2 separate regions of the Homo sapiens genome follow, and region 1 is linked to region 2. A link is an interaction called in ENCODE POLR2A ChIA-PET data of the cell type or tissue named here. Cell type or tissue: endothelial cell of umbilical vein. All regions are shown on one strand. Links, peaks and the distances in the headings refer to the core of each region. The heading gives the core; the rest is flanking DNA.

Evidence for each region. ChIA-PET counts read pairs that join two places held together with the same protein. Peaks named below come from ENCODE experiments on the same cell type or tissue, not always from the same donor. Only the 100,000 strongest peaks of a DNase experiment are listed, where the experiment ranks them.
Region 1: POLR2A ChIA-PET joins it to region 2 with 5 read pairs; 2 of 35 experiments call an interaction of 5 or more read pairs at or near these places.

The regions. Positions count from the first base shown.
Region 1 is chr9:131,235,581-131,240,952 of GRCh38, reverse strand. No RefSeq gene overlaps it. Among named protein-coding and RNA genes, the nearest start is that of FAM78A, 38 kb to the left of the region's middle. RefSeq lists enhancers at 2,540-2,699, 2,496-3,063, 3,119-3,619, 3,620-4,120, 1,156-5,372. In endothelial cell of umbilical vein, for the core only: no CTCF peak of the experiment used is centred there; DNase peaks (open chromatin) are centred at 492, 2,212, 2,902, 3,482 and 1 weaker place; H3K27ac peaks cover 2,395 bases.
Region 2 is chr9:131,403,970-131,409,341 of GRCh38, reverse strand. All of the region lies in intron 1 of PRRC2B (proline rich coiled-coil 2B), which reads right to left. Among named protein-coding and RNA genes, the nearest start is that of PRRC2B, 13 kb to the right of the region's middle. RefSeq lists an enhancer at 1-477 and a silencer at 1,481-1,600. In endothelial cell of umbilical vein, for the core only: a CTCF peak has its summit at 1,275; DNase peaks (open chromatin) are centred at 1,281 and 2,441; H3K27ac peaks cover 1,799 bases.

The DNA of each region.
Region 1 (5,372 bases), core at 198-5,197, 170 kb after region 2:
CGTGAGCCACTGTGCCCGGCAGGCCTCACTTAGTCTTCGGGGCAGCATGCCCCACACAGTCTGCCTAAAGATGTGGCTGGGGGCCTGGAAGTGGTAGGGGGCGCAGGATAGGTTGGCGTTCATCCACTTGCAGGGGAAGGGCAGGCACTTTCACTTGTTTCTGTAGAAATTGCCAGAAACGCTGATGCCCTTGCCACCCAGGACCACCACCTCTTGGTCCAGCAGTACCTATTTGGCTGTGATAGCCACAGGTGGCCCAGGAGATGGCCTCAGCCACTGCGTACCAGGGCCTGCCCCTCTGCTACCTTTGACAGCCGCCCGTTACCGGGTGCTTTTGTATTCCTATGCGCTTCTTGGGCTTTGTTCTGGGCTCTTACTTGGAAATAGTTTGATTTGTTTGGGTCTTGCTTTTAAGCGTTGTTAGGTGAGATCCAAGTGGCATTCTGGGTAGGACTCATATTCTCCCAGCACCGAGACAAAACGTTTCTGAGCACTGTTTCCAATGCGAAGTGATTTATGAGGCTTTCCACTTCGGCCGGCAGGAAGAGGCACTATTCTTCGCCCTAGAGTTCTGAAGAGTTTGCCTCTAATCCTCTCATGTTGTTTTCCTTCTCTAGACCCGGGATTTCCTCACATGTACCAAGCTGAGCAGTACTCAGTTGAATACTCGAGAGGACCCTCCGCAAGGGTCCAGAGTTCTCTCTGTGTGAGGCCCTCTCCTCCCCAGTCCTCTGCTTTGTAAACTCCGGGAGACTGTCGGGCTCCTCTTGGGCTCTCCTTCCATGCACTGTGATCTGGACACACTCTCCAGGCGGTAACTGGGGCAATCATATGGCTCATTCATTAGTTTCTTGAATCTTGGGGATCACTGTCCTTCCTTGTCTGATGTCTACTGTCTTGATTTTTTTTTTTTTTTTTTGGCAGAGTCTCACTCTGTCACCCAGGCTGGACCTTTGCGGGTCCCCGAGCCCCATTCCTGAAGTGAGTGCTGCCGGTCAGCTGTGGGATCAGGGAAGACTTCGTGGGGCACTGGGGTCCGTCTGCTGGGGCCTGGGTCTCTCCCTGAGAAGGCAGGGAAGCCACCGTGAGCACCCCAGTGACTCTGCCAGGCGCTGCCCTGAGCCCCGTGCAAGCCCTGCCCTGTGAGGCACACGGCACCTGCCTCATTTTCACGGGGGGCAGATGGGACGGCTTGCTCCAGCTGGTGTCTCAGAGAAAGGCCTCCTCCCCAGGGCCTCCTGCACCCAGTCTGCACTCTTCACCACTCACCTGGCTGCCCTGCCCTAGTGCGTTCCTGGGATGAGACCCAGAGGACCCCTGGGCAGGGTGGGGGAGCCCTGGCCTTGCTGTGTGCCTCTGGTGCCATTAGCTGGCCCTGTGCCCTTGAACTGTCTGAATACCTGCTATCTCTTGTCATCTCAGGTGGGGGTCTGGCTTTTGAACAAGTCTTGGCTTCTTTCTAGGAAGTCGTGCTGGGAGTCATTTATCAACAGTTCCTGACTCTTGCTCTGTCCTGGCACTGCCCTCACAGAGCTGCCCGTTGCTGGGACGGACTAGATAAATGAATGAAACCACCGACTACACGAGAAATTTCAATTGCGACGGAGGCCTCAAAATAGCAGTGCGGCAGGGCAGGAGCACACAAAGGGAGCCAGTGCCTGTGAGCAGGTCAGCCCACCAGGAAGGCTCTGCCGTGGGGAGGTGGCGCTTAAATGGAGACCTGCAGGATGAGCAGGAAGGGACAGAGGATGGAGCGGTCCTGTGGCGACGAGGAGAATGGGCCATTTGAGAAGCAGAGAAAGTGCAGAGGGGCCTGGAGAACCGCAGGGAGAGTTAGATGCGGAAGGGGGCAGGAGGGGGAGGAGGGCCAGACAGGAGGGCCTGCAGGCACTGTGAGGGCTGCATGGCAGCCAAGCCCCCTTCTAGGCTTCCAGATGGAAAGGCACTAGGTGAGGTCGAGAAAGCCAACATCCGATGGGCCACAAAGCAAAGCTGCTTCTGTACCCTCACGGGCCAGGATGCCAGCAAGGAGAGGTCGCCTCTAGCCAGGACCGGGCTCGGCTCTTGTCTCATATGCTGGGGCTCCCGCCTTCCATCCACAGCCCACTCGCTCCCCCCACCCCTGCCTGTGGCCTCTGCAGCTGGCAATCTAGGTCTGAAAACAATGCAGAGAATCTCCGGCCGGCCGGGGCTGCGGTATGGATGGGCTTCTATTTATAACAATGCAGCAACTGCCACCTCAGTGGGCCTGTGGCCTGACCTCTGGTGGGACTCTGGCAAGCCTCAAAGCCAGACCCCAGAGGAGACGGCAGAGGAAGGGCAGATGACACAGCTGAAGGGTATGGAGCCAGCTGCTCCCACCCTGGAGTCCTCGTCAGGACCCGCAAACCCCTGTCCATGTGCGGTTCACGCCAACATAAGCTAGACAGGCCCGGCCTCTGCCCAGCCCCCGCCGGGCTGCCGTTGTAGACAGATCGTGATCACAGATACAAACAGGTGAGAGGCAGCAGAGGGGACAGGTAACTGCGTGGTGTCAGGGTTATTTGCTGTGACTGATGTCAAGGCCGGCTTGTTTTCACAGGGTGGTCTGCTGGTCGGTAAGGGGTTCAGCAGTGTTGCTGGCACCAGCCGGCAAGATTTCTTTGGAAATGAACAGGTATCTTGGAGAAGAATCAGGAGATCCAATGGTAGCCAGCCAGGGCCTGGCAGGAGCGGGAGGGAGACACTGCCCGGGCCCCAGTGCTGGCTCCGCCCCTCATTCTCTTGTGAGACTTGGGCAAACCGCTTCCTGGCTCAGCCTCATTTTCTCATCTGAAAGCTGTGGGTTGTAGTACGTGGCTCACAGGGTGAAATGTGAAAATGTCAGTGAAGGGCTTAGCATAGTCAGTGCTGGCATGCTGTAGCCATCCAGTGAGTTGTTACTATTACAAAGCAATTTTTAAAAAGGAATGTGTGTTAGAAACACAACCAGCAGGAAGTGAGCTGTGCTTCCGTATAGCAACATCAACGAGGCAGCGGTTCCCAGCCTGAGTGCCAAGGACCCCAACTCCAAGGAGAAAGGTTCCGAGCAAACGTATTTGGGAAATGGCGGACTGTTTCCTCTTGTTGATTTACAAAACATATTTGCATATTAAAGGCTCAAAAAGGTCTTTTTTATAATAAAAAGATGTTAAATTTTGTTCCATCCACTCTTCCTAAACTTATATGGCCATAGAGCCCCCCCCCACCTTTTTTTTTTTTATAGAATACTAACTTCCCATAGGAGACATTTTGAAAACGGCAGAAGTTTGGGGGTTGATACACCCTCCATCCAATTGCTCCTCCTCCTTTCCCCAGGAGGAAAGTAGAGAGTGATGTTGAGACAGAGCAATGGGGGTGCACACGCAGGAATCCGACCAGCTGGCAGCCCAGGCTGGGAGATCCACTATCCCTGCCTTCCAGCCAGGGTGCTCCACGGACTTCCTCAGAGGAAGTTCAGGCAAGAAGCCCCATCTCTGGCATGAAACTGGGCCAGTTTTGTTGGCTGAAAATCAAATGCCGAGAAGTACTGGACAGGTCTTCTAAGAGAAATTACAAATGGGGCCAGGTGCACTGGCTCATGCCTGTAATCCCGGCACTTTGGGAGCCAAGGAGGGCGGATGGCTTGAGTCCAGGAGTTCAGGACCATCCTGGCTAACACGGTAAAACCCCGTCTCTACTAAAAATACAAAAATTAGCCAGGCGTGGTGGTGCACGCCTGTAGTCCCAGCTACTCGGGAGGCTGAGGCAGGAGAATCCCTTGAACCTGGGAGGCGGAGGTTGCAGCGAGCCGAGATTGTGCCACTGCACTCCAGCCTGGTGACAGAGCAAGACTCCGTCTTAAAAAAAAAAAAAAATAGAATAAACAACTAAGTGGCAGTCCAGAAGCCAAGTGGGGTGAGCTGCTGCAAGGCAGGATGAGGGCAAGGAAGGTCTTTCCTCCTCTGTTACAGGGACTCACAGAGGAGGGTTCAAAGTGTTTTGAGTGGCAAGGAGGTGACTTGGCCCACTTGTGCTTTTAGAGTTTTTCTTTTTTGAGCAGGTGCCAGAGCGGCTTAAATTTACACTTGTGTTTCTTATCAACAATTTCAGATAAAATCCCTTAGCCTGGATTAACTGCAAAATAAACATGTTCATGGGAGCTGGGTTCTGTTTTTCAGATGCCCCCTGGGTGGGTATTTATGGCTACTGTCCTTAGATTAAAGCAGAAGGCCCATGGGGTTCATGGACCATCTGTACAAGAATCACCCACTTTAGGAAAAACACAGATTCAAGGGCCTAGCCTAGCCCTGATGAAAAATCTCCAGCGAAAGCCTGAGCGCCGCACTAGAGCCGCACCATTCCCCAGCAGCAGGGTCCTGTGTTTGATAAGGGGCCTGAAGGCCAGGCAGGAGATGTCCCCACCCCACAGACCAGATGAGGTCAAAGTGGGAACCAACTTGGGATCATTTAACCCAGATGTCAGGCCAGAGCCTGCGGGTGAGCGTAACAGCATCGCCAAGACTGGGAAGCAGCTTTGGGCCAGGTGCACCTCATTTAGTCCGAACCGCCACCCTGCCAGACAGGTATTCGAATTCTACTTTACAACTGAGGGGAAAAACTCTCAAGACACAGAGGCCAAGTGCCTCGTTCTGGTTACAGAGCTGGTGGGGGTAAGAGTGAGGGCAGCCTGCACAGTCCACTCCTTCTCTGTAATGCCAGAGACCTGACCTAGAAGCCTCTCTGGAGGCTGCCACAGAGAACGCAAAGCTGAAAGCAGGCACCAGGACACTCACAGGTGGGCAGGGCCATGTGGAGGGGACCACCGGCTCAGCCACATCACCGTGCCACAGGACTCATACTTTTGCCCAAACGAGAGGCCGGGATTGTGGGTGTCGTGTAACTGGGGTTCTACCTGTCCCTGAGGAGCTCAATTTGGCCTCTATCCCTATGTTGCCATCTGAAGCACCAATTACCAGTGTGATATGTGTGTCTGGAAAAGCCAAGCAAAACACAGCCTAGCTCAGTCTGCGCCCCCTTTCCTGAGTTACGCGGAGCAGAAACATAAATGAAACCTCCTGTGCCTGCCGCTGCAGCACATGCCCCAGAAGGGCTGCGTGGGCATCCCTGGGGCCCCTTCTTGTCATCCAGGCTCTTTGCCTGCCCCGATTTGGAGATGGCTCAAGCCCCGCCATCTCCTCCCTGGGCAGGTGGGAGCGACTGTGCATTCCAGCCGGATATCCTGACAGTTCAGGCGTCAGGGGATGCAGGCTGAGCTGACCCCTGCCATCTACCGCTGTAATCACCCCCAAAAAAGGAACTTGGAGGGGCTCACATGCCAGTAGTACATTCCTCCGGGGCTGCTGCCTGACAGG
Region 2 (5,372 bases), core at 147-5,146:
CAGGCGTGGTGGCAGGCACCTGTAAGGTGCGGTGGCTCACGTCTGTAATCCCAGCATTTTGGGAGGCCAAGACGGGCAGATCACCTGAGGTCGGGAGTTCGAGACCAGCCTGACCAACATGGAGAAACCCCATCTCTATTAAAAATACAAAATTAGCCGGGCGTCGTGGCACATGCCTGTAATCTCAGTTACTTGGGAGGCTGAGGCAAGAGAATCGCTTGAACTCAGGAGGTGGAGGTTGCAGTGAGACAAGATCGCGCCATTGCACTCCAGCCTGGGCGACAAGAGCAAAACTCCATCTCAGGAAAAAAAAAAAAAAAAGTGGCTGAGCGCAGTGACTCATGCCTGTAATCCCAGCACTTTGGGAGGCCGAGGGGGGTGGATCACCTGAGGTTGGGAGTTTGAGACCAGCCTGACCAACATGGAGAAACCTCGTCTCTACTGAAAACACAAAATTAGCTGGGTGTGGTGGCACATGCCTGTAATCCCAGCTACTCGGAAGGCTGAGGCAGGAGAATCACTTCAACCCAGGAGGCGGAGGCTGCAGTGAGCCGAGATCATATCATTTGCACTCCAGCCCGGGCAACAAGAGTAAAACTCTGTCTCAAAAAAAAAAAAAAGATACTAATGTGTGCACAAGAAAACAATCCAACTCAAAAGGTAAACAGTGTTAACAAACTGGTGGACAGCCTCCAGGCTTATACACATTCATATTAGCAGTCATGGTCTTCTCTACAAATGCAGGAAGCTACTGTATTATTCAACCTGGGTTCTTCTCTTTCTATACATGGTCATCTTTCTAAAAATATACATAAGTTCTGTTTAGTTCAGACTTAAAAATTAAAAGATAAAAATACACATAGTGATCTACCTCATTCTTTTTAATGCCTACACAGCATTCCACTATACAGTGGCATCGTATTTTATTTACCCATTTCCCTACGGAAATGTCCAACTGAACATGTCCCACCACAAATAATGCCACAACCAACACTCCAGTACATGTATCTTTACATGCTGGGGCCAATATTTCTTTACAACCTGGCATCTCTGCAAAGCACATTTTTCGTTTGTGTCCATAGAAAGAAAAGAGTTGAGACCTGTAACCCCGCACAGAGTAACCAGCAAGGCCCGAGACCTCTCATTAGGTAAATTACATGGGAGTCAGACGCCCTTCGGCAGCAAATGCCCAGACAGGCAGAGAACACAGCCTACTTACAACAACCCCATCCTCTTCTTCCCACCCCCTCTAGCTGTGGCACTCCCACAGTTCAGCTGCAGGAGGCGGATTAGGGCCAACAATGACTATCACCAGAAGCACCGAAGGACTCCTCAGCAACCACTCCAACCTGGATGCAATGCCTCCCGTTACCCCGGTGAGGAAATACTCCATCGGGCTGCCCGAATAAACATTACAGCTGCAGAGAGCATCCTCCTAACCGCCACTAAGGTGGCTGTCCTTACTATCACCCCCTATTTGCAGATAAGGGAACAGAGGCTCAGAGGTGAAGTGAGAACCAGGGTCACACAGTGCCCTCCTCACTCTACCACAGCTTCTCAGAACTGGGCCACACGCCCTCGGGTGTTTGCTGCTATAGAGACGTTCATCAACTCAGCCGAGACAAAGGAACTTTCTCTTTGATGAAAATAAATAAATCCAAAAATACTGAAGTGGGAGCTAAAAGGGCTGGGTTGGTATAAATAATCTCCAGCAAAGGCCAAAGGACTGGACCCCAGAAGCCGTGCATGACTTCTCCTCCAAGCCTCAGACACTAGAGGAAACCCAGGACAATCGCCGGCGAAGCCAGTTCTAAAGTAACAAAGGAATAAAGGACAGATCCAAAATAAGGGCCAGGGATTACTACGCCAAGGGCATTCCCAGGTACGCCAAGCTGTGACTTCAGAACGGTGGGAAAAGGGAGCATGCACCCTCACTCCAAATACACTACACACGTTATAAACACCTTACCCACAGACTCCTCACCTCACCCAAAACTCTATACTCACAACTCTCCTCCCCCACCCACCATCTCCCCGAAGCGTCTAAAAAACCGTATTGCACTGCCCCATTACCCTAAGGGCATGCCCACCTTTCCCCTTCCCCCACCCTCCAACCATGTCAACAGCAAATTGTAAAGCTGTGGGATCTTTGGAAGCAGCACTTGTTAATTAAACCCAGTCTATGCCACTGCTGAACTTTACCAATACAACATTATGATTCATCCAGGGTGTGCAAAGAATTACAATGGCCTTTTCTCCCCTCAAAAAGCTGAAGAGACCACACTAAGGAGCCATATGAGATGTCTTTGCTTATATTAAGGTCTACCTATAAACAGTCACACCTCCCACCTTCCAGTGGTCACTTCAGGTTTAGAATTCATATGCACAGTTAAAACAGTCCCCTTAGTTAAAAACAACTGGTTAAGACAGCAGTCCTCTCTTGATATTATAAAGAAACAGCAGGGAAGAAGGAATGACTTTCACTTTCTACTCTATACACTTCTGGAGCTTGATGTTTGTAGCAAGGCTGTATTGTAACTGTGACACGCCTGTATTGTAACTGTTACATTGTTTTTAAGATCTCGGTGAACTGAGCAACATAGTATCAACACCATATACTGTTCCAAGTTGACTAGGTTTCCTACACTGCACTAACACTGCATCCCAGAAATTACGCCAATCTTTGCAGCAATGCTGTGAGACAGGTTCCGTATCCATTTGGGGCAGATAAGAAAACTGAGACTTAAAGGAGCAAAAGACATGATTTGTTCAAGACCTCATAGCAGGTAGGTCTAAGTGGCTGAAAGGAACACTCCTGTCGGCCTGAGGTCAAGTCAGGGCTGTTGCTGGCCCAGCTGCAGTCTCCCTTGCAGCCAGAACCCACAAACTGCCTTAACATGCCTACCTTCATTCCTTCCAAGACATTTACCTGAAACTCCCCAAGAACACAACACAACAGACTAGACACAGGGCAGCTGCCAGCTATCAAACGCCCTTGCTCGTGGGAACAGACATCCGCAGTGGTGTTCATTGTGGAGAGATGTACAGAAGAGCCCTGATGCACCTGCCCATGGGAGGCCCTTGCTAGTTAAGGTGACTGAGCTCCAGGAGGTGAGGGCAATGCGCTACGGGTCCAAATCTTTAGCATGTAGCACAGTGCTGAGCACATAATTAGAAACCCCAACACCTAGGTAACAAACAAGCCCCAAGTGTACAAAAGCCTGCCTGCTCCAAACCCCCGGGCCCCCGGGGAGGGCTGAATCCAGGAACCATTAATAGCTGCGGTCTATGGAGAGCCTGCTGTCTTGTGCCAGGTGCCCTATCAACTCTGCAGCACATGACCCTCTGAATCCTTTCCCAGGTCCTATGAAGGTGTTACTATCACATTTTGCAGAGGAAGAGAATGGAGATTCAAAAAGATTTAAAAGCTGGCCCCAGGTCACCCAGCTTCTAAGTGGTAGAACCTGGACTTGAAGGCAGCTGACCCCAAAGCAGGGCTTCCAGTGTGGGGTGCTGCACTGTGCCTGCAAGGGAGAGCTACTCTCCACCAGGAAGAGGGGGCATGGCATTCCCAACTCTCCCAGCGAGCTCTCTCTGAATTCCAGCTAACAATAACCCCCCCAGGAGCCAGAGCAGTGTAATTCCAAACCGCACCTCCTCTTGCCAGAGCACAAATCCCCGCCAGCCTAGCCTGATGAAACACCACCACCCAGGCATTCCAGTGCTTCATTTCTGCAGTCACTTCAACCAATGGTGTGATCTCCTGGAAGAACTAAACCAAAGTGGGGGGCAGGAGGGGTGGCAAGTGACGCCAAGAGGTTGAGTCGAGAAGTGAGATATGCACAACAGCCACTATCAGGAGCTGCAAAAGCGCCAACAGCAATGAATATTAACAGCAACAAAACCACCAAGGACTGTGAAAGACGGGGCTATGAGAAAACTTAAAATGGAGGCCGTCTCTGAATTTTATGCACCAGGCTCCAGTGTATAACAGTTGGAAGAAAACAGGCAGCAAGGACAATCATTTTACTTGATACAGAAAATCAACCTTAGACCTGGCTGTGTCTATCGCCTCCTTCCAGCTCCCACAGTGGCCTTCACCTAACAAGACACCCAGAGCAACTCCTCCAGTGGCCGCTTCTGCACTGTGAACGGAGCTGCTGTGTCTGATCGCTGTCTGCCCAAGCTCACCAAAACATCAGACCCTACGCTCACCACAGAAAGCCGCAAACAGTAGCTTTTGATTGGAAAATGTGCACACCCAAAACAATCCAAAAAGCCTGTTCATTTAGAAAAGCCCATAGTCCAGAAACATACGCTCACACATATAAGCTGATACAAAGTTTTCTGAAGAGAAATCTGGCAGAATTCTTACCAAAAAGCTATTCAGTTGAAGAGTCCACACTGCAGAACCACATTCTCACACTTACATGCTTACATACAAATTGTATGTTTTTGAAAACAAATCTGGTACAGTTTGACCAAAATTGTGTAATATTCCAAAACTACAAATAGCCCAAATGTCCACCAGTAGGAGACAGAGGTTAAATCAAGTATACCCACAAAATATTCTCTGCAGTTGCTAAAATAGATAACATAATCCGTCTGCGTAGCTGTCAGGGAGCACGCTGAGACATTTTATCACGTGAAAGGGCAGCAGCATGCTTGAAGAATACAAACGTGCATGTGGATAATGTGGGTTTTTTTCTGGGAGGAATCCCAAGAACTTCCTCACACTGGTTTTTTTTTCAGAGAGAGTGGGGAAGAGCCTTTATACCTCCCTGAGCAACTTGAATTTTCTTTTTAAAAAGTCAACTGGGGGCCGGGTGCAGTGGCTCACGCCTGTAATCCCAGCACTTTGGGAGGCTGAGGCGGGTGGCTCGCCTGAGGTCAAGAGTTCGAGACCAGCCTGGCCAACATAGTGAAATCTCGTCTTTATTAAAAATACAAAAAAATCAACTAGGCATGGTGGCGGATGCCTGTAATCCCAGCTACTAGGGAGGCTGAGGCAGAAGAATTGCTTGAACCCAGGAGGCGGAGGTTGCAGTGAGCCAAGATCACGCCATTGCCTTCCTGGGCAACAAGCAAAACTCTGTCCCCACCACCAAAAAAAAAAAAAAAAAAAGTCAACTGGGAATATCTAAACCATGGGATTATAAACGATTTTTTCTTCTTTTACACACCTGTATATTTTTTAGAAACCTAACATTATTTTTAAAACACTTAGTGTGGCAGGTCTGTTCACATGAATATGGAAAAATGGCTGGGTGTGGTGGCTTACACCTGTAATCCTAGCACTTTCAGAGGCCAAGATGGGAAGACAGCTTGAGGCCAGGAGTTCAAGACAAGCTTGGTCAACATAGCGAGACCCA